3 separate regions of the Homo sapiens genome follow, and all the other regions are linked to region 1. Evidence: chromatin loops called from intact Hi-C (ENCODE). Cell type or tissue: mammary epithelial cell. All regions are shown on one strand.

Evidence for each region. Hi-C counts contacts between places; a loop is a spot of excess contacts. Peaks named below come from ENCODE experiments on the same cell type or tissue, not always from the same donor. Only the 100,000 strongest peaks of a DNase experiment are listed, where the experiment ranks them.
Region 2: it touches region 1 in a loop (6-fold over the local background); 107 of 110 quality-filtered maps call a loop at or near these places.
Region 3: a loop joins it to region 1, with 4 times the contacts of the local background. A loop is called at or near these places in 2 of 110 quality-filtered maps.

The regions. Positions count from the first base shown.
Region 1 is chr4:110,512,306-110,520,305 of GRCh38, forward strand. ENPEP (glutamyl aminopeptidase) reads left to right here. Exons shown (of 20, transcript NM_001977.4): 7 at 1,110-1,244; 8 at 3,072-3,137; 9 at 7,703-7,768; 10 at 7,910-8,000. Among named protein-coding and RNA genes, the nearest start is that of ENPEP, 40 kb to the left of the region's middle. RefSeq lists an enhancer at 2,628-2,797. In mammary epithelial cell, CTCF peaks have their summits at 2,782, 4,257 (motif pointing left) and 6,772 (motif pointing left); a DNase peak (open chromatin) is centred at 4,216; H3K4me3 peaks cover 714 bases; H3K27ac peaks cover 902 bases.
Region 2 is chr4:110,002,354-110,010,353 of GRCh38, forward strand. EGF (epidermal growth factor) reads left to right here. Exons shown (of 24, transcript NM_001963.6): 22 at 2,152-2,269; 23 at 5,799-5,877. Among named protein-coding and RNA genes, the nearest start is that of EGF, 93 kb to the left of the region's middle. In mammary epithelial cell, a CTCF peak has its summit at 3,295 (motif pointing right); a DNase peak (open chromatin) is centred at 3,338.
Region 3 is chr4:109,799,523-109,807,522 of GRCh38, forward strand. It overlaps CFI (complement factor I), which reads right to left and starts at 2,477. Exons shown (of 13, transcript NM_000204.5): 1 at 2,393-2,477. The coding sequence starts at 2,449. It overlaps LOC124900757 (a long non-coding RNA gene), which reads left to right and starts at 4,150. Exons shown (of 2, transcript XR_007058226.1): 1 at 4,150-4,313; 2 at 6,919-7,066. In mammary epithelial cell, a CTCF peak has its summit at 4,831 (motif pointing left); a DNase peak (open chromatin) is centred at 2,659.

The DNA of each region.
Region 1 (8,000 bases):
CAAAATCCAAAATCACACACACAGCTGGTAGCAAAATCCAAAATCACACACACAGCTGGTATAGTCAATCTTCCTCACACTGAGAACAGGATCTTTCTACTCACCATACTTAAACTTCCTAGGTATACAAAAATCAAAATGCAAGTCAAAATTATCTTGATTGGCAGTCATCACTTGACAGCAGTACCTTTCCTGTTATAAATGAAACCCGCATAATTGGAAAATGTAAGCCAATACAACATACTCCTGTTTTGGAAATATTTTTAATTAAGTAGAGCCAATGAAATTTTTAAAGTTAGTAGTGATTTAGCAGAGTTAGATTTCAGAATCTTACTGCTTAAGAGTCAAAATAACTATAGCAGCTAATGGGTTAGGTTCTCATTCTGTGCCAGGTACTATGCCAAGTACTAACCATGAATTTTATCACTGAGTCCTGTGCACAGTTCCAAAAAGTACAGGCCATAATTACTTCTATTTAATGGGTGAGGAAACTTGCTTAAACTTATATATCTAGAAAGTAAAAAGACTGAGCTTTGAACCAAGGAAATCTGACAGTACTGCTAGGCCTGTCAACCAGTCTGTATTGCTGACAAGACCTAGGAGGGAAACGAGAGGTGATTAGAACTAAAGGATAAACTGCCAATATTTTCTTTCATTAATTATGAAGTATCCAAATTCCAATAACAAGTTAATATTAGAAAAACCTGAACATCAATATTTGGCAAATTGATATGCAACCTCTCTTAATTCTTAGACCAAATCTGTGGAGTGATGTCATCATTCTCATTGCACAGATATAGAAATAGGGCTTGAAAAGTTTGGCACATATCCAAAAGTCACACAGAAGTCGCAGAAGCAGAATTCACAGAAGTTGATGTCTTCTCGGCCTGTCATCTGGGGGAAAATTAAAAGGAATTAGAAGTAGAAGAAGGGCATGAAATCAATATAGCTCAATCAGTGCAAAGTATGATTAATTTGAAGACCTAATGTTTAAGTAACTTAAGTCATTTATATTTATTTTCCTCCAATTTTTCTTATATATGGTATTTTAGTTTATAAACTAGTATAAAGGAAATACTATATTCCTTTGGCTCATTCTTTCATTTCAGCGTGACCAAATGTTACTTGAAGATGTATTACCTGTTCAAGAGGATGATTCTTTGATGTCTTCGCATCCAATTATTGTGACTGTGACAACCCCTGATGAAATAACATCTGTTTTTGATGGAATATCCTATAGCAAGGTGGGAGAAATAGAACATTGTTTTGAACATCTTCCTGTTTAGTGACTTTTCTTTTAGTGGATACCTAAAAATGGTAAGAATGGTCACACTGTGCCAGTGAGCTTTGGAAAACAGTGTAGAAGTTATTCTGAGTGCTGAATATTCAATAGTTTGTACTTTTCAGTATAATTTAGTGCTGGTCATTGTCACAGAATTTTAAAAGAGATTTTTAAGAATTTCTCTTTACACATTTGTATATAATTATTTTCATTCTGATAATTTAATATTTAGACTTGAAGCATCACATTTCAAATTGTTTTATTTGATTTTTTAAAAGACAATAAATCTTTTTCTTCTATGTGGTCAACAAGAAATGCTGTATATGTGCACAGCTTTCCTAGTAGAACATTTTAATGCCTGCAATAAACATTTAAATCCAACTCAGAAGGAAATACTTTTATTCCTTTTTAGAAGATGTAAAGATGAATTTGTTAGCATATTGTAGGTGAGGATTTTTTCTTCACTAATATTTTATGAAAAGTTGCTGGAAATCTGTAACTCCAAGATTTATGTGACACATTCTGTCCCACAATATTTCATATAGTCTCTCCTTCAAACATATTCCACATCTGTATGTAACATAATTTAAATTTTATTTTAGTCATTTTCTACTTCAGCTTCTCATGGGTTTCCCACTACACTGAGATGCTTAGAAGCTACTGCATGCTAATACATTTTGTTATCCTGAGTAATACCTAAAGTCTTATTTGAGTCAAAAATATTATAATTATTAAAATGAATACTTGAGTGAAAAAGCTTCTATGTATTAGCATTTGAAATTCTTAGCATCATATTTTTGACTTTCCCTCTCATATGATTCCCATGGTGTATGTTCAGCCTTCTTGTATTCATTTTTCTTTGATATTATGAATGATTCCTTTTATCTTTATGTCGAAATGAAAATTTCGAATCCACTTATAGCCTATTCTAATTATTCACATGGGAGAAGTTTAAATTTATTCAATCATTTTTCCCCTTAGTCCTAGATACTCCTCAGGTTTAAGATATTATGTCCAAGATAAATAAATGTTTCTAGGCCTTTAGCTTTCTAAATAGGTATAAAATTAATTTAGAATGCTTAATAACTTACAATAAAAATTACTAATTTAAGTGGGGGCAGTGTTCTTTTTTCATTCAGTTACTTGAAAATTGATTTAAAATATTACAAATTGTGCATTTCAGTACTAACCTTATAACACATAAAAAGAAAGTACAGAGCCAAGATGTTCATCAGATTCTTCAGATGAAAGGAAAGCAAATGAGATAGACTACTGAGAAGAGAAAGATTATATGCCTAAATTATGTATCCATGTATATTAAGCTATTTGACCAGATAATTCCTTGACTATCTACTTCCCTCTGCTAAATATAATTCTTATTTTCAAATATGAAAATATATTTAATAAGTTGGCAGAATTTTACCCTGAAACTACTTTCCTCATTCATCAAAGAATGTGATTTTTTAGACTATTTCTCTTTCATTAAGAAAGCCCCATCTGCTGGTTTATTTGGGGAAGTGCAATAATTATTTGAATCTGAAGTCCCTGAAATGATGGCCATTTTAGCAATTTCTCTTTACCTTTTAGTTATTTTAGATGCATAGATACAGGGACTGTGCCAAGTGGTATTTTCATCCTAAAATCATAGAGCCATATAATTTAGCAGAATCATCTTGAGGAACTAATCTCACAAATATGATCATGAAATACTAGTTGCAAGAGTAATAACTGATCATTGTTCCTTACATAGCCTTTATTAGTTTCATTTGTCTTTTTATCCCCATTGTAGGGATCTTCTATTTTGAGAATGCTTGAAGACTGGATAAAACCAGAGAATTTTCAAAAAGGATGTCAGGTATGATTTATTACTTTTAGTGATATCAAAATTAAACTACATTGATATGTGGCTGGTGAATGTTAAGATATGTGATTAATCAAGGATAATTTCCTTTTTAATCTCTTTACTGAGGCATAGATAATATAGCAAAAGATAAAAACATGATTTTACATCCAATTGAGTACCTACATTGTATCTGTAATGATCATTTAGCAGAAGTCTCATGGAGAAGTTGAAACAGATTACTTAGTTATTTTTGAAACTCCTTACATGTGTCTTAGTCAGCTTGGGCTGCCATAAGGAAATACCATAGACTGGGTGGCTTAAACAATAGAAATGCATTTTTCTTGCAGTTATGGAGGCTGGAAAGTCCAAGATCAAAGTGCTGGCTGATTCCGTTTCTGGTGAAGCCTCTCTTCCGGGCTTGCAGATGGTAGACTTCCCACTGTGTCCTCATAGCAGAGAGAGAGAGAGGGAGAGAGAGAGAGCACTCTGGTGTCTCTTATAAGGATACTGGTTCCACCATAAGAGTCCCAGCCTCACGATATCATCTAAATGTGACAGCTCCCAAAGGCTTCGTTTCTAAATACTATCACACTGGGGGTTAGGGCTTATATGAATTTCAGGGAATACGATTCTTTCCATAGCAACATGATATAAACATCTAAATTTATCTATAAAGGTCATTCCTTATACTGAGTACAAGACTTTTCCCTTATTATTAGATTAGAAAAGATCAATATTAGTATGCTTATTACAATGGAGTCAGTGAATAAAGAGGCTTGCTTCCTTTTGGTAACAGAAATGACAATAAACTTTCTGAAACATTTCACACATCCCACTTAAGCGTATTATTCCAGGAGATGTTTCTGTTTCATTTTCGTTTTTCTAACAGACCCTAAGCCAATCGTCCCAGGTTTGTTTTTATTTTTAATTTTATCAAAGTAGCTACAATGTGTCCCTATAACTGCCGTCTCTGCAGGTTGGCCCCATTCCAGCCTAGAAATGAAGTTCTCTTCCTACTCTTTCCCTTCCACCTACATCCTGCCTGCTGCGATAACCCAGGTAGTCAGGAGTAGCAGTGCTGACGGTATTCATCCCAGAGAGCAGAAAACAGGTTGGAGAAATGCCCCCTGCTGGCTGCCACAGAAAGTACTTCTTCTGTATGTGATTCCCCAGGAGAAGGTCACCATTCACATAGATCTCACTCCCATCAAGCCTTCTTATGTGGCATTTAGCCCTCTCTACACTACTCTAAAAGAAAACGGCCCCCTTCTACCCAATAGTGAAACATCTAGGTGATTATTAAAGTAAGAAATAAAGTCAAGATTTCGGAAATATTTGGAAGTATATCAGTATATTTTAACCCTTTGTCTATTAGTAAAATATTTTGTAGAGACATTAGGTGCAAAGAGAGAAGCTATGTGCTTGTGCTTCTGCATCATGAGAACATCTTGTAACTTTTCCATAAGTTTCAAACTCAAATGTTATCATATATTCCCTCACTGTAAGCATTATTATTATTATTATTGTTATTGAGACAGAGTCTCGCTCTGTCGCCAAGGCTGGAGTGCAGTGGCGTGATCTTGGCTCATTGCAACCTCTGCCTCCCGGGTTCAAGCGATTCTCATGTCTCAGTCTCCCGAGTAGCTGGAATTACAGGCACCACCACACCCGGCTAATTTTTATATTTTTAGTAGAGACGGGGTGTCGCCACGTTGCCCAGGCTGGTCTTGAACTTGTGAGCTCAAGAGATCCGCCCGCCTCGGCCTCCCAAAGTGCTGGGATTACAGCCATGAACCACTGTGCCCTGCCCATTGTAAGCATCTTTAATCAGGGACTCTGTCTTCTATATCTTTACCCATACTGCAGGGCCTAGTTTAATTACACATGTTACGTCATCCTGAAAATGTTTGTTAAATGAATGAATGAGTGAATAGCCTATAATAAATTATACAGGACATAGAAATAAAGAAGATTCATTTTCAAAAATTAAGTTAAAATTCAGTTTGTATAGTTTTGATTCTAAATTAAATTGTAATTAATAAATAACAATTTTGGCATCTTCAGAGCTGGCTTCAAATTAAATAATCTTTCATATTGACTTTGATAGAGAAGTACTAAGATTCCTTGAAAATGAATAGCTATCCTAATAATTCCATAAAACTCTCATATTTCCTTTAACCTAGTATCTATGTTATAATTAATTTAAAAAACCGGTTTTGTCTAAAATTAATAATTCTTAAGTTAAAAGTCTTCCTTTAACTGTGATCACAGATGGTGCTAAAAACTGAACTATGAAGAATAGATATTAATATTTCATGCCATTATAGTGCTATGGAATGAATTTACACAAAACACCCAAACACCCTTTTCCTTCAATCTTCAAACACTAGCTAATATCTGAAAATAGTATATGATCGATATGGACCACATCCAATAAACCCTCAGACCAACTGGAACATAGTTCCATAGTTCACATAGTTTGAGCATCCCAACAATATCCTCCTTGAGTTGTCATCATCACTCTATGATTGTTGCCCTGAAATCCCACAGGCTATGAATGGGAGTTCAAGGTATTTCTGTTGCAAATACTAACTTTCTGCCCAAAGTGACTCTTTATTAGCTAACCTGGTGTGGAACTAAATCTGGGGCTGGCCATTTGTCTATTCTCTTTCATGCTCATCACCTTGCCCCAAACTCAACCTCAAACAGCAAAATAGGTGCAGGATGGGGGAAATAAGAGCAAAATTATCAACTGGAAAATCTTTAAGGCTATACATGTACATAAAAGATGTAATAGAGAAGGGGACATTCATAACAATATGTGGTCATGAAATAGAAACCGAGAATATATTCTTCCTTTCTTTTTCTTCTAGTATCAGTAGTACTGTCAATAAGACAGGAATGGGTCAGCTGGAAAATGTCTTTTCCCTTCTTGGGATACTAGTAACAGAAACATTGTTCGTTTCCTTTTGTGCTCACTGATTCCAACTAATAATGAACTGTGACCTAGGTCATCGTGTAATTTTGACTTGAATGATTACATGATTATTCAAGGTGAAGAGGGAAGTGTCTTAATATAGAATATTCAAAAGCACTAATCTAGACAATATAAAATTAGTACCTTTTAATATGCTGATTACATAAATTTCCATTCAGCCTGTGGTTCATGAGAAGCAAGAAACTGCAATTTTAAAAGCAGTAACAACAATAACAGTGATGAAAACCACACACACTGATCCAGGGTTCAGAATTCTCCTCATCATAATCTCAGGCAAATCTCTTCACCTCTGAAGGCACCCAGGTAGTTAGGGAGAGCAGTTTCCTTCACCTCAAAATGTGGGAGCTTTATTAAATAATATTTAAAGTCCCTTCCAGTTCCACGATTGCATGGTTCTAAGCTCAAGACCTTGTAGTAGTCAAACTCCTCTAAATTAATTTTAAAAGATATTCAATAGAAATTGTCATCAAAACACAGCTATGGTTATAACTATTACTATGCCAAGTATTCAATTATTATTATTTAAAAATATTAGACATTTGATTTACCAAATATTCAATTATTTTATTAAGATATGATGAATGATTTGTGCAACTTTCTGTAATGAATACCTAAAAGTGATTGCTGCTTCTCCCTTCCTTTGCCTGCCCTCTGGTGGTAGTGCCAAGAAGTGAATTAACCAAAAGAACAAATATGGAGGCAGCATTCCAAAGTGGCTTCATCCCTCTTCCAGGCTTCTTGGAGTCCTTCTAATACTGTTTTATCTCTATGTCTGAAAAGAAGAGGAATTTAGGAGGTAACGTGATTTAGGTACAGCACCTACTGAAAATTATAGCAACTTAGAGTGAAAATGATATGTGCAAAGTTAACATTAAGAACACTGAAGATGGTTCCATTTTCTATCAAAGACCTCCACTTTCAGTCAGGACAATTCTAGAAAGCAACAGAGGAGTGATACAGCAGGAACTTAGGAAAGTTTACTGGCAAACTCCAAGTGGCTCCCAGTTACGGGATTAGAAGACTGGGAATTTTTTCTGGGGATAAATCACACTATATTTGAAAACTCACATATAGAAAGAGGTTTTGTAAAGAAAATTGCCAAAAGAAGCTTAAATCTAAAAGACTTGTACTTTAAAATATTTGAAGAGTGAAGACTTATGCTTTACAGTGAATAATGTCCCCAATTCATCCACCACCACCACCACCACCACCATCATCATCATTATTATTCAAAAGGTTGTATATTTATTTCCTTAGAGCAGAGATCAGCAAGCTACTGTCTGCTGGCCAAATCTGGCCCACCATCCATGTATTTTTTTTAAGGCTCATAAACTAAATATGGTTTCCACATTATTAAATAGTTGAAAAAAATCAAAAGAAGAAGAATATTTTATGATACATGAACATTGTATGGAATTCAAATATCAATGCAACAGCCGTGCTCATTCATGTACATGTTATCTATGGCTGGTTTTGCGCAATGGAGGTAGAATTGAGTAGCAGGGGTTCAGTTCATCTTGTGAAAGTATGAGAAAAGCAAACATTGACTTCTAACATGCTGATTATTTTTTACACACAGATGTACTTGGAAAAATACCAATTCAAGAATGCAAAAACTTCTGATTTTTGGGCAGCACTGGAAGAGGTAAGGAAGAGTATATGTCCCCAAATATTTCTTTGTCTGATTTACAAATGGCTTACCAATCATTTTCTAATCTAACTATTCTATCCTTTTATTTTCTCATATTTGTTAATTAATTAATCTCCATTTTGTTTTCAATCTTAGGCAAGTAGGCTACCAGTGAAAGAAGTAATGGACACCTGGACCAGACAGATGGGTTATCCTGTGCTTAACGTGAACGGTGTCAAGAACATCA
Region 2 (8,000 bases), 510 kb before region 1:
ATGGTGGCACACAGCTATAGTACCACCTACTTGGGAGGCTAAGGTGGGAGGATCGCTTGAGCCAGGGAGGCAGTGATTACAGTAAGCCGTGATTGCACCACTGCTCTCCAGCCTGGGTGACAAAGCGAGATTCTGTCTCAAAAACAAAACAAAACAAAAAAGACTAATGTTTGTGAAACTAAATAAATTTTTCAAGTATTCTAATCTTATTAGTTTAAAACATGTGATTTCTTGGAAGGACTCCCTTGTAAGAAAATCAACAGGAAGTATTTCATCACAAAGTATAACTTTGTTTTTTTGTGGGTTTTTTTTTAACTTTTATTTTAGGTTCAGGGGTATATGTAAAGGTTTGTTACACAGGTAAACTTGTGTCACTGGGGTTTGTTGTACAGATTATTTCATCACCCAGGTATTAAGCCCAGTACCCAACGGTTATGTTTTCTGCTCCTGTTCCTCCTCCCACCCTCCACCCTCAGGTAGCCCCCAGTGTCTGTTGTTCCTTTCTTTGTGTTCCTGAGTTCCCATCATTTAGCTCCCACTTAGAAGTTAGAATATGTGATATTTGGTTTTCTGTTCCTGTGTTAGTTTGCTAAGAATAATAGCCTCCAGCTCCATCCATGTTCCTACAAAAGACATGATCTCATTCCTTTTTATGGTTGCATAGTATTCCATGGTGTGTATGTGCCATATTTTCTTTATCCAGTCTGTCATTGATGGGCATTTAGGTTGATTCCGTGTCTTTGCCATTGCGAACAGTGCTGCTGTGATCATTGACATCCATGTGTCTTTATGGTAGAATGATTTATATTCCTCTGGGTATATACCCAGTAATGGAATTGCTGGGTCAAATGGTAGTTCTGCAGTTAACTCTTTGAAGCATCACCGTACCGCTTTCCATAATGATTGAAATAATTTCCTCTCTCTCCAACAGTGTATAAGTGTTTCCTTTTCTCCAAAATTTCATGAGCATCTTTTTTTTCTTGACTTTTTATTAATAGCCATTCTGACTGGTACAAATTATAACGTTGTACCTTTGCAACTTTGGAATTGTTTATATTAGCCACTTGTTTCAATTTTTTTCCTTGAAGCCTTTGATTAAAACACATAATAACCCACACCATCTCTTGGTACTGTCTGTGATGCCAGATTCACAGCAGCCCCTCCTATCCTTATCACTCTTCCTGGAACGTCCAGGTAGGGCTTTTGACAGAGGGTTGCATTCCTAGAGGCAATTAAGCTGCCTATCTGCCCCAGGACAGTGGCGTTATTGTGGAGTCTCACAGATGCACTGCTCTAGGGGCTACTGCTTTGAGGATGGGGATCCATCTCCATGCTAAATCTCCCCACCCCCACCCCTAGTGAATGACGCCGTGTATAGACTTAGCGTTGAATGTCAAACAAGACAGTACTCTAAAAAACTGGATTTGGAAGCAAGATACCTAGTGTATTTCCTGGCTTAGCCACTATGAGATTTTCTTATCTTGGGTCATCCACTCCTTCTGTCTTTGCCTCTAATTTCTTTATGAGTGAGAGATTGCAGTGGGCCAGTAAGAGCAGCCTAGGCTTTGTGTCATCATGACCGACTTCTTACACTACCCTTGGTAGCTGTGTGCCTTAGGTGAGTCACTGCCATTTCCAAGCCCCAATGGCTTCACTTGTAAATGGAGCTAACATAGTCTGCCTCACACAGTTGCTGAGATATTTTTTCCACAGACTGCCCCACTCCTCCCTGCAAAATTAGTTGTTTTTTCATTGCTATATCATCAGTACTAGGACAGTGCCTGGGGTATAGTTAGTACTCAATAGATACCTGTGAATGAATGAATGCAAGGCTATTCCCCCCAACATACATGGGCATACATACACACACACACACACACACACACACACACACACACAAACACACACACACCCTCTACCTCACAGAACCTTGGAAAGAGTGAAACACTGTCTGGAAAGCATTTTGAGTTCTGCAGAAAAGACTGCCTTAAACATCTAAAGTTATGTTCCTAGTTATCTTCATATTTCTTCTCTCCCACACAAGTACTTAAATTTTAGTAGCAAAAGCAGTTAGTTGTCCCTGATCATCACTGAGTGGGCTGAGTATTTTGTTTTGTTGTGAGATTGTCTCAAATTTTGGCTTTATCACAGGACTCAGAAGCTGCTATCGAAAAACCCAAAGAATCCTTATGAGGAGTCGAGCAGAGATGTGAGGAGTCGCAGGCCTGCTGACACTGAGGATGGGATGTCCTCTTGCCCTCAACCTTGGGTAATGTGACCAAAGCAGATGAAGCAAGGAATTGGCTTGATATTAACCCCTATTCATTTTTTCTATTTTTTCACTGAGTTCAGAATGACTGGAATCAGTTATAGCTTCCAGCTGGTGTCAGTGTTAGCCAAGACCACATCAGCTAGGGAGGTCCTGGGTGGGAGGGTGGGGGAACTGTGTTGTTAACTAAAGGAATCAGATGAGTTATAATAATGCCATAATTTAATGGCACAATAAATTTTTGGAATTTTTTTCTTTCATGTAGATTCTTTCTATAACTTAGATTTGTATGTGTTATGTGAAGGCTTTCCATATTTTTAGTTAATACATTCCAGATACATGTCTTAAAAACCCAAGATTGTGCTTCTAATTTATTTTCTTTCTTTCTTTCTTTTCTTTTTCTTTTTCTCTGTCTTTTTTTTTTTTTTTTTTTTTTTTGGACAGGATCTTGCTCTGTTGCCCAGGCTGGAGTGCAGTAATCCAACCACTCACTGCTCACTGCAGCCTCGAACTCCTGGGCTCAAACAATCCTCCCAGCTCAGCCTCCCAAATAGCTGGGACTACCGGCACACACCGCCACGCCCAGCTAATTTTTGTATTTTTTGTAGAGACAGAGTTTCACCATGTTTCCCAGGCTGGTCTCAAACTCTTGGGCTCAAGCAATCCACCTGCCCGGGCCTCTCAAAGTGCTGGAATTGCAGGCATGAGCCACTGCACTCAATTTTCTTAATTTTCTTAATATTTCTTAATATTTCTTTTATTTTCTTAATATTTCTTTTCTCACACACATTTCAACTCCCCAAATTTCAGTAGCAAAATAGTTGCCAGATTTAACAAATAAAAATATAGGATGCCTAGTTAAATTCATACTTATACTGAAAGTTCAAATTTAAATTCAAAATTAAATTTAACTGGGTTCTTTATTTTATCTGACAATCCTAGATATTTTCCGAAAAGCACAGAGGTTTGGGAAATTCAAGATGTTTCATAAATCATCCACTTCAGTAATTGATCTTGGAACACTAGAGGGCAGTCTTGAAACAGGCTACACATTCTTGAATCAGTTAAGGGAATTTCCATTTCTAGAAACCTGTCAGAGTTAAGGACTGATTCAGTGTGTGCTGTTGGCATTATTTGTGGTATATATTGTGGAAGAGACTGGAATACATGGCAGGTCCATGGAGGATTGAATCCTTAGGGAAGAGCTATTACAGAGAGGTTATGGAGGAGCAAAGGCAATGTTTGGGGTCCTTCCCACATTATTACCCCTACTCCCCAGCTCCCATCTCACAGTGAATTCCCAGAAAGTAGCTTTCCTGTAACTGTGCTTTTGACTACCAGGTGATCATCTTTTCCTACCTGTAATAGGCATTCAGTGTTTCCTTATTTATTTATTTATTTTTTGGTTGGACTCAAGTATGGGGGAAAAAAATAGAGGCTGGGCAAGTTTGCTCATGCCTGTAATCCCCATGCTTTGGGAGGCCAAGGCAGGATTGCTTGAGGCCAGGAGCTTGGGACCAGCCCGGACAATATAGCAAGATCATATTTCTTTAAAAAGATTAAAAAAAAAAACTTTGCTGGGTGTGGTGGTACACACTTGCAGTTTCAGGTACTCAAGAGACTGAAGCAGGAGGGTCACTTGAACCCAAGAGTTCAAGGTTGCAGTGAGCTATGATAGCACCACTGCACTCCAGCCTGAGTGACAGACTGAGACCTTTTCTCTAAAGCATGAGAAAGAACATGAGTTCTAGCCTTACTCTCCCACCAGTTGGCTATCTAATCTTGAGCAATTCCTTTAACCTATGCAGACTTCTGCTCCCCACTCAGTACAAGGGGTTTGGATTAGATGATCTCTAAGATCCCTTCAGTCTTTATCAGTCTTTATCAATTCCACAAGTGTGTGATTCTAGGACTAAGCTCTAGAATGTGTTGGTTCTTTGAGGCCTCATGACTTTGCGAACTTCTAAATTACCCAGATGTCACTTGTCAGTCTACATGGTATTTCATTCAGGTTTTGAGTAGCAGGTTTAATTCATCTCATTAATTCATCATCATGGGAATGAAGGAGAAACACAATCTGTGTATGACTATTAAAAAATCAAAAGCATTTGCTGCTGTCATGAGCAACTTGTTGGCTCAGAGCTATGTTGGGAGGCCTGGGGCTGCTGAGCTCAGTCCCCCACAGCCGTCATAACTGTCGTTGACAGCAACTGCTGCTGTAGATATCAGTGGGAGTGGGAGAGAGCTGAACGCTCAAACTAGAAGAAAGAGCAGAAACAAATGTAGTTCTATCAGCTCCTTTCCCCACCTCAGCCCAGAATTTCGGGACCTATGTTCTTCTGACAGAGAGGCACGAGGTTAGAAAATTTGCAGTGCAGAGGGTTGGATTTTGACTTGAGACAGAAATAATGGGCATGTGTCTTTAAACAGTGGGTTGCGTGTTGATTTTGCAGTGTGTTGCTGCAGGAGATCATCAATGAGGAGGAGATGAAGCATGATTTGTATTATAAGAAAATGAAAATACATGTTCTGTGGATTCACACTTCCCTTACCAACATTTCCCTGCCTTCTGCCTAATTGACCCCAGTCATCATCCCTTTCTACACCTTTCTCAAAGGAAAATATGGGCAAAGAGATTGTTTTCTACTCCTCTTTCTGTTGTTTCTGAGTTGTGTGCTCCTTTCTGTGGAGCGCCCATTTCTGAACCAATGAAGCGTGATCGGCCAAAACCTTGGGGCAGTCCTTGCACTAGTTACTGATTGACAAGGAAGGACTTCACCAAATGATGTCCTTTGTCCTGTTGTATGGGGTCACTTCTTTTCTTTCCTTGTAGCATGGATCTGTTTTAATATCTAATCTATCTAGAGTGAATGTGAGCCAGTGAACTCTGGTCAGCCTGCATTGCAAGTGCCCAATCAATTTTTGATAATACAAATAATGACAAAAGTAATCATTTTGTTGACTGAAGAGAAATGTTGTTTTCTGTTCCTTCCTATTAAAATTCTAGGTCCCTAGGCTGTTCAACCAGCTTGCAAAATTGTCATTGCACTGGTAATTATTACTACCTTTAATGGCCCCAAATTACTCAGAACTTGGTAGCATGTTTAAATGAGTGTTATTAATGTGTGTGTGCGTGTGTGTGTATGAAAAGTTGTAGCACACACATATATTAGATATTATTTGCCTGGCCTATGGGCAGTTCTTAGAATACTTATGGATTCTTGGATTGCTTATGGTAAATCAGTGGCTCCAGGGATCCGTGACCTAAAAGCTGAGATTCCATAATTAGAATAGATTCTTCAGTTAACATATTGGTGTGCCTAGTTGCTTTAAGACAAAGTAACACAAGGCTCCTCACTGAATGTTGAATCTCTCTTTAGATAGAAAGACTAACTTCACAGGGCCTTTCTTCTGACTTTCACTTTCCATAGGATGAACATCGTAAAGCCATAGACTTTGATTCAATGTACGTTGAGATAATTTGTGAATTTTAACAATATCCTCTCTCCCTCCTTTTTGTTGTCTGCAGTTTGTGGTTATAAAAGAACACCAAGACCTCAAGAATGGGGGTCAACCAGTGGCTGGTGAGGATGGCCAGGCAGCAGATGGTCAGTTTTTATCCCTGGCTCCTGGTGAATGGTTATTTTTACTTAGATCCTGACTGTTTTTCAATGAAAAGTCTCATTTAACCACACACACACACACAAACAAAATAACTAAATTGTATAAGCTATGTGAATAGCTGGGCTGTATTGAAATGCCATGGACCTGATTTGCACTGGAGTTCTATCTTATATGAGGTTACCACGTTCACTCAAAACTCTAGTCACAGGGCAGCCCGTGTTCTTGCACTTTGAGCAAGAACACAATGGATGACTCCTTGATTTGAATTGAGTTTTGGGGTCATTCTTAAGGTCCAGGATCTATACTGGTAGCTGTAGGTATAGTCCCAGTTAAGTTGTAAATGGCTCCAAGAAAACATGTTCCATGTTCAGCCCATCTAGTGGGAAGTGTTTCTGTAAATTTAAGTTGATCTGAGGATTGTCCTGGGGATTTCAGAGTATTCAGGTCTTATCAGGGGCATGACCTTAGCCAGACGCCTGGCTGTCTGTGAAGTCCAGCCAAGCCACTTGTGGAGAGACCATAAAATCAACCCAGGTTCTCAGGAACTCAGTCTACTTCAGATAGAAATGAACTCAGATACCCTTAAGAGTTGTATTATGATCAGCCTTTTGGTTTTGGGTCTCAGGTTGAGTTTTGTTTCACAGGCCAGAGGACATTGTTTCACAGGCCTTTGTGTCGTGAGCCTTTGGAAAGGTTTAGAGAAACTTTTAGCCAACAAAAACAGCTCCTCTGCTAATGAAAGGAGCTAATGAAATATCAACTCCAATTGAATTTTCTATATTTTTCCTTCTTCAATGTGCTTATTATCATAACCTCCTCCTCAGATTTCTTTCTGGAAAGAACATAGGCTTCTTGTTTTGGAAAACTCACTCTAAATTCCCTTCTCATACCTATGTTGCCATGAAACCCCAAATACTGAATTCAGTACAACTTTATTACCTAATTTGAAGAAGGCCTGGATATTTAAGGTACACTTAAAAATTGAATATGAAAACTACAATAAATAGTATAGTATTTTATATGGATCATTACTTTCCCCTGATAATGAAAAAATTCAGCATTTTCAAAAATTTGCTTCAGTGCTTATTGTTATTGGTAGCACTATTAAAAAGTAATGGAATATTTGTAGTTACTACTTTTCCTTGAGCAGCTAAAAGTGCATAATTCTTACAATGGTAACCCACTATAGAGGCACATATAATGTAATTTTGCAAGCTAATAGCACAACGATTTTACAGGAATTTGGTTAAACTTAGAAAAGAACTAAGGACTCATTACAGTTAGCTGAGTACTCAGGAATATATTAGAATGTCTCTTTTGCTGTTGTTTTTTTCCCCCCGCACTGTACTGCAAACAATTTGACCCATTCTCTGTGGGCCACTCATATAACTATCTCCCAGCATGAGTGATCACATCCCCAATCATGTCCAGCTGTCTCATAAATGCCTGGGGTGAAAATGCGCATAGAGATTGGGGTGGGGGGAGATTGAGTGAGGAATGAAATAAAAGATCAAGTTTGGCTCTGAGCCAGTCTCTTCTCTGCTCCTGGAAAACTCATTACAACACAATACTAGTGTAGTTCCATAAAACCATCTTCACTGAGCTCAGCTGACATCAGTTGACACAGGTTAAGTGCAGAGTACATGCTAGGGGCAGCTGACTATGCCAGGGGAAAAGAAAAGAAATACACCTAAAATCTGAATTCAGACCAGGCACAGTGGCTCACACCTGTAATCCGAGCACTTTGGGAGGCCAAGGTGGGCAGATCATTTGAGGTCAGGAGTTTGAGACCAGCCTGTCTCTACCAAATGAGACCAGCCTGTCTCTATGGTGGAACGCTGTCTCTACCAAAAAGTACAAAAATTAGCCTGGCATGCTGGTGCACACCTGTAGTCCCAGCTACTCAGGAGGCTGAGGTAGGAGGATCCCTTGAGCCTGGGAGATGGAGGTTGCAGTGAGCTGAGATCTCAACACTGCACTCCAGTGAGACTCCATCTCAAAACAAAGATAGAGACTCCATCTCAAAAACAAAAAACAAAAAACCTGAGCTCTATCTACTCTCAAGTCATTTGTGGTCCAGATGGGGAGACAGAAGTACACAGTAAAA
Region 3 (8,000 bases), 710 kb before region 1:
ATACTTTCCCATGGAAGATTAAGAAACTGAAATCTAAGATACATGAAGAAATTGTAAGTGGAAAGGCCACTTAGTGGTTGGTTTACAACAGTATTATAAGTGATAGGGTGATAGAAGTGTGGTAAGTGATTAGGATAATATTCTGCATAGTAAGAGAAACAGTTTGTATTTTTAGAAGAAAATTGCTTTAACATTTGCAAACTAAGGTAATGAGAATACAGTGAATTTCAAAATGTCTTTTTAATGACAATGTGTGAACTTGTTTTAATAAACCAAAATTTGTTGTTATTGTGTTAAGGCTATTTTATGTACTCAGATATCCTTCAAGACCACTGCCAAATTAGGGAGGGTATGGGGCAAGGACACAAAGGACAGACACGCAAAATGCTACTAAGCTTTCATACCATTTTTAGTTGCCTGTTCCTGCATTCAACATTTTCTTAGGTGCTATAAACCTTTGACTGTTTTCCAGAGTTCTAAATAAAGTTGGTTCTGACAGCTTCCCTTTGGTTTCTGTAGAAATGGATTTTTGGTTTTTGGTTTTGGTGGATCTGCCTACTCTGCCATTTCCGCTGCCATCACTTGCACTGCACACCCTCCTGTGTGCCACCCTTGTTTCCAGGATGTTGTCATTCTGCTTAACATTACCCCAGTTCTTTCTCTCTAAAATGCCACCCATATGTGCCTGAGTTTGTAATAAAATTTTAGGGTAAAATAAAATTTAGGGTATCAGTTGGTGATTACGTCACAGCACAATTATGGTAGGTAATCATGTTGACTGAAATATTTGGCTTCTCTGTTTTTTTTTTTTTTTTTTTTTTTTTTTTGAGACAGGATCTTGCTGTGTCACCCAGGCTGGAATACAGTGGCATGATCAGAGCTCCCCGCAGCCTCAAACTCCTGGGCTCAAGCAATCCTCTTGCCTCAGCCTCCCAAAGTACTGGGATTACATGCGTGAACCCCCACACCTAGTCAGCTTCCTTGTTGTTGAACATCCTCTGGTTATTCCCCCCATTAGAAGGCCCCAGCAGCCACTCCCACTGTGCTATGGGTTTCTTTTCCATCTTTTCTGAATCCCCTAGTTTCCTTGTCTGAGTAGGTTCAGTAAAACCGAAAACAGAAAATAGAATCACCAGTAATCTTATTAGCCAATGATAGCAACTATTAACTGTTTGATACATACACTGTAAGATCTTTTAGTCATATATATAAGTAGGTATAAGTATGCATTTATATATATGCATATAAACACACATACATATGTGTGTGTGTGTTTTTCTTCAATAAAAATAAAATTGTAGTAAGGACTTTTTATTTAGATAAATATGTCATTTCAATGGCTATGTAATAGTTCAATTTTGGATATACAATAATTTAACCAGTGTCTTATTAATAAGCATTTAGTTATTTCCATTTATTCTCTATTATAAACATTGCAATGATGGCAACTATTTTAGAAGTTACAAGAATCTTAAAGTGTGTTTTCTTAAGTAGTTTTCTTTAAATATTTTCTTCTACAAGCTGGCACTAAGACAAGATAGTTTTGGATTGCCACCAAAGTTGGCAATCATCAATAAGTATCCAAAATATTTTAAACATTTTTCACCTTAATAGATGACACTCTAACTTCAATAAAATATGTCATTTCAGTTTCGAGTTCCTTTGTAGCCCACAAAGCCTTCATTCTGATCAAATGGATTCATTTATTTGGAGGGGCCTAGTGCATTGCTGCCTTCCTATGGTAGCACTTGCTGCTTTTCCTGGCTAAAGAAGCTGGAAATCACTCCTCTTTCTCACCACTGATCACATGTAATACAGAATTAAACGTTCAGCTCAAATCCTACTTGATCTATAATCTCTTCATGACCTCTCAGCATGAAGTGATTTGTCCTCTCATTGAAGTCCTTTACCACATATTTGTATCACTTTTGACAATTAAATATATACTGTCTTGTAACTTGCACTTTTGTGTTTTCAGATGTTTCAAATTTGCTTATTATTTCCCCTTTCTATAACTATAGAGCGTACTAAGAGGCTGTTGAAGGAAGAGATCAGTCTCACTGTCTTCGTAGCACTGTACCTTACACACAGGAGGAGCCTGGTAAATATTTTTGATTTACTACAATTACAGTAAATCACAGCCTTGTATTAGTAAAATTCTTGTTCAGTTCAATGCCTCTGCATATATAAGCACATAAAAAGAACTATTTTTAAAAAATCACTTTTATCAAGATATTAACATAAAACATTTGTTGCTGACTATAGAGTGGCATTGTTGTAACTGAACTATGTAATATTTAAATCAAAATTATATATTTAAGATTATTTTCTATGTTTTTACAACCTTTAAATTATCAATTAAAATTGTTTGCATAAAGGTTGAATTACTTACCTTGCAAAACCTTAAGTGGAAGCACAGAAATAACAGGAAAACATGAAGAAGCTTCATGTTGGAGGTGTTCGGGGTCTTTGTCTCTGCTGAGAACTCTTTTCCACTCCAGGTATTCTTTTGAAATTTAATTTTTAACCTCTGAAAAAATGTTTCAAAAGAACAAACCTCCTAAAGAGCTTTGTACTTTTGAACTCTGAAAGAATTTGGCTGAAATCCAGAGAGATTTACCGTAACTGAAACCAAAAAATGGCCTTCCCATTAAAGAGCTGAGGGAGGTGACCAATAGGAACTTGTTTCCACCAGAAGAGACTGATTTCCTCCCACCCTGTTAATTGCAATGACTCAATTCTGTATTCCAGGGAAGACAGAAATTATATTGGAAGCAATTTTTTGGTTTTTTTTTTGTACAGTAAAAATATAATTTTTTAAACTTAAGGTTGAAGACTAGGAGACAGTAAGAATAAAAGTAGACCATATAGTGAAGGCTGCAAAATACATTTAAAACTCTAGAAACCAGCTTCTTTACCATGCATTTGTTGTGCTGTGATCAAATTGTATTTTTGGAGTACAAGAAATTTTAAAAACAAGTATTCTTGTGCCAGTACCAACTATCATGCAGGGTTTATCTATTTATGAAATAAATCTGTGATAGCAGAAATGCTGACACAGTTGGGTTCATCAGAAGCAGACTTGAGACAGTGAGTGTGGGGCACAAGTGTTTGTTAGGGATCGATATCCATACAAGGAAGGGAGGGGAAGCAGGGGTGAACAGAGGTAGAAGTTGAACTGGAGTGAGTGTGACCTGTCACAGTGCCCCTGATTTCAGTATAAATGGCTGGGCCATTATATTCTGCCTTGCTTGGTCCCCTACTATATATTGCCCAGGAAGGGCATACACTTAGGTGAGACAGTTTTCTGTAGCTAAGGCAGACACAGAAGGATCTGACAGTTATGTGCTATCAGGAGGAGGTATCTTCTGACTACACTCTTTACAGCCAGGTAGCAAGACCTTCCTTGACAAGGGTTCTGGGAAACTCATCTCTGTGTCTTTCAGAGTACATACTTGCACCTCTTAGATCTATGTTCCATATACACTCCAGGAGTGGCTCCTTAAACATTTCAGTGGGTCCCTATTCTTGAGAGAAAACTTAGAAGAGGAAGTTAATGGGAAAAACTACAGCTCCTACCCTTGCAGTTGATCTTGGGGCTGTAGTTGAAACTTACCCTTGGCCCCCTTCCTATCCATTTTAGATTCCCTTTACCTTGACCTCCCACCTCTGCTGGTCTCGGTGACTTACTGGATGACATGTCCCACACTCTCTTTCAGGAGTGGTCTGAGCCCCTGGTTACCTTTTGTTTCTCAGGCAAAAGTTGCCATTTTTATCCCTACTGTCACAAGAGGCAGGCTGGACATGGTGGCTCACTCCTGTAATCCCAGCACTTTGGGAGGTCAAGGCAGGAGGATTGCTTGAGGCCAGGAGTTTGAGATGAGCCTGGGCAACACAGGGAGAGGTTGAGGCTGCAGTTAGCCATGATTGCACCACTGCACTCTAGCCTAAGTGACAAAGAGAGACCCTCTCTTAAAAAAGAAACCAAAAAAAGCAAAAAATAAGAGGTACCCCAGTAGGTTATGTGGGTTCTACACATCTTCCTCCCTGCCCACATTATAGTAATAGCAGCCCTACTTCCTCGGAATGATCAGGGCCAATTACCCTTGTGGATTCTGACTCTTTCTTGCTAGTTCCTAGACACAAAGAGCCCAGCGTACCCCAGGCAACAGCTCTGGTTTATAATTCCATGGGACTCTTGCTTGCCCCTGGTGAAAGTATAGTCCTTTGGAGACCAAGATAACGAACCCTGCAGAGTCTACAACTGTGGAGACAAGATGCACAAAGCCCCCAGTTGGTCAATGGTGGTGATGGTAAGTGTGGTAATTCTTGCCTTTATTCCTTGGTTCCCAGACCCAGGTATTCTTCCTATTGGGAACATAATGCTATATGAAAGTCTTTGATTGAATGTATATACTGCTTCCTGGAGGATAGCACCCCATTCTCACAAAGTTTTGCATTTAACTGGCACCTCAGCTCTGTCCTCAGCAGCCCATTATAACATTCTGTAAGTCCACCAGCTTCTGAGTGGTGTGGTATGTGATATGACCAGGGGATTGCATGATCACAGGCCCACTCCTGGGCCTGCTTTGCTGTAAAGTGGGCACCCTTGTCTGGCAGGATGTGATCTTTGCTAGATAATTAAGCACTCTATAATTCTCTGGATTATGGTGCTAATGGAGGCCCTGCAGGCAAGAAAGGCACACTCATACCTCAAATATGTCTATTCCTGTAAGAATAGACCACTGACCCTCCAAAGAGTGAAAGAATCAGATGTAATTAATTTGCCACTAAGTGACTAGTTGGTCTCCTTGAGGAATTGTGCCATCTTGTGGGGACAGTATTAGTGTCAGCTGCTGTCAGGTTGGGCATTTGTTAATGATGGGAGCTAGATAAGCCTCGGGGTCTGTGCTATTGGCCTCATGGGTGGCCTCTATCTCTGTTACCACGGTCACTTCATTCTTGTGCCCATCGTGCCAGCAGTGGGGTGGCTGATGACTGAGACTCAGTCATTTTGGCTCAATCGTTTTGTTGAGCCAAACTGGTTGAGCCATTTTGTTGGTTATTTAGTGCCTTTTCTTTGGTGGATGCTTTCTAGTAGGCATTAACATGTGATACAAAGATTTTTTTTCCTTTTTCTTTTTTCTCTCTCTCTTTTTTTTTTTTTTTTCTGAGACAGTGTCTCGCTCTGTCACCCAGGTTAGAGTGCAGTGGCGTGATCTCGGCTCACTGCAAGCTCCGACTCCCGGGTTCATGCCATTCTCCTGCCTCAGCCTCCTGAGTAGCTGGGACTACAGGCGCCCGCCATGACGCCCGGCTAATGTTTTGTATTTTTAGTAGAGATGAGGTTTCACTGTGTTAGCCAGGATGGTCTTGATCTCCTGACCTTGTGATCTACCTGCCTCGGCCTCCCAAAGTGCTGGGATTACAGGCGTGAGCCACCGTGCCTGGCCATGATACAAAGATTTGTATACTTCATGCCCAGTCCTGTATGTACACATATCCATTCTAGATTCTCTTCACTCCGACCTCCCACCTCTGCTGATCTCAGTGACGTACCTGATGACATGACCCACGGTCTCTTTCAGGAGTGGTCTGAACCCTTGGTTACCATTCACTTCTCAGGCTAAAGTTGCTGTTTGCCTCCCAGAACTTTTTGCTCTTGATCTTTGAATATTTTTCATTTCAGGAACAAAAGATGATCAGGAAATCACTATTGCCTGTGATTCTATATAAGTCTAGCCTCAGGCCACCTCTCTTTCCACACGAAGTGGATGACCAGGTGTACCCCCTGCAGCTCTGCCCTTTGGGAGGACTTTCTCTCACCACTGTCTTTCAAAACCACTCCAAAGTGTGGCTGTAAAGCTGCCTCTGTCTATTTTTAACTTGCCTATATACCAAGCCAACCCATCTGTAAACAAAATGTGACCTTTTCTCTCCTCCTTCAGCTGGTCATACCAAATTCCCCAGGGAGCTATAGGTGTGAGCTAAGGAAGGGCCATGAGTGCAACTGTTTGGATGCTGGGGACAGGGGCAGTCTGGGCTACCTGCTACCTGTTTATGCACATTGCTCATACCTCTGGTCCTGTTTGTGTTTGGCTCTGGATGTCACACTTCTATCTTACAATACATTTTTCCTAGGCCTGCTTGTCCTTATACTTTGCGGGTCCATTTGGATCCAGATCATAATGGGCAGTTCTGGCCGTATGGTGATGTAGTGTCCTGTGATTCATTATTCTACATTTACCAGGAACCAGTAATATACAAATTGGTCTTTAAAAGACACACAATTCTCTGCTGCAGATGGCATGGCCTTGCTCCAGAACCCTGAGGTCCTATATTGTGGTTCTCCCACAGGATCTTCCTCAAACACCACACAGCATTTTTTCCCCCATCACTGAGACTTCTGATGCCATAGAGTCTGCTGGACCACTGCAGAAGCCATTTCTGCTTTGGCAGCTGGAGCAGTATTCCCTACTGCAGAATATTTGCTCCCAGAGTCCAAAAAGCCTCATCAGATTTTGTGCTTCCTTCTTTGTTAAAGAAAGTACAAGATACAATAATTTGTCTTTTACATTAAAGAGGATGTGCTAGCACGTTCCTGAACACTGGTTTCCTAAAAATTTTACCGATGTGCCAGGCTTTATTTCCTACCCTCTGGAGCACATCTGTCTTACCAAAGTATTTAGCATGCTACTTCCTCATCTCCTCTGATCAAGATAATGCTATCAATGGAAAAACAATGGTGTCTTATGGGAAATCCAGATGCTCCAGATCTCTGCATATTATATTATATCAGAAGGTGGCAGATAAGGCCTGGGAAAACTTTAAGTGTATATGTTGCCCATTCCATGTGAATGAGAACTGTTTCTGATCCTTTCTGATTAAAATGCCCCCTCTCTCTTGCTCCTACTCCAGCCATGTAATGCACGTGCTTTCCGTTTGCTTTCTGCCATGATTGTAAGTTTCCTGAGGCCTCCCCAGAACCGGAGCAGATGCCAGCATCATGCTTTCTGTACAGCCTGTGGAACCACGAACCAATTAAACCTCTTTTCTTTATAAATTATCCAGTCTCAGGTATTTCTTTATAGCAGTGCAAGAATGGACCAATACAGTAGTTAACAAAAAGAAAATGTAAAGTGCTCATGAGGACTGAAATTTTATTCAGTTTAAGTCTCTTTCCTCCTATGATCTCAATGAAAATAAATATAAAAATAAAAGTAATTCCATTGCACCATTGAAAAATGAAGAAGGATTCATTAATAGGACATAAACAGTGAGGAATTACTAGAATACATATAATAGACAGGAAAAGATTAACTGCAAAACTTAAAGGAGTTTAAGAAGTGTCAAATTCATATAGGTGACAACGAGATATCCAAAATAAGAAAGACCATAGAATAAATAGAAACAGTAGAATCTGAGATAAGTGATAGACTAAGTAATTAATAAATAAAGGGAAGAACATTTGAGCCAGTGCCCCACTCGGGGGTAACTTGAGCATTTACTCCAGGCTAAAGCCTACAGTAAGGCTCTCTATAGCACATGTTCTAACCCAGAACCCCTTGAGTGGACACTGAGGCAGAAGCAGAGAAGCATTCTAGATGACACCAGCCTCCATGAAGTTAAGGGAGTCTCTGAACTTAAGAGGCAAGCCATAGGCAAACCCTTGAGGCCTCATATCCCACCCTTCTCCTGCAGTCATTGAAGGCAGAGCTCTATAATCAGAATCTACAAAAGCAGAGGTACAGCACAATAAAAAGACCAACCTCACTCATGAATATAGATGCATAAACTCTAAACAAAATATTAGCAAACTGATACAAAATCTTGAGTAGTATTCAGTAATCTTACCATTAATAATAATACTTACTTGACAGCATATATATATATATATATATATATATATATATATATATATATATGGAGGCTAAGGCAAATAAATAATTATGCTAATGTCATAAGAATTTCAGGGTAAGACAAACACAAGTTTAAATTCA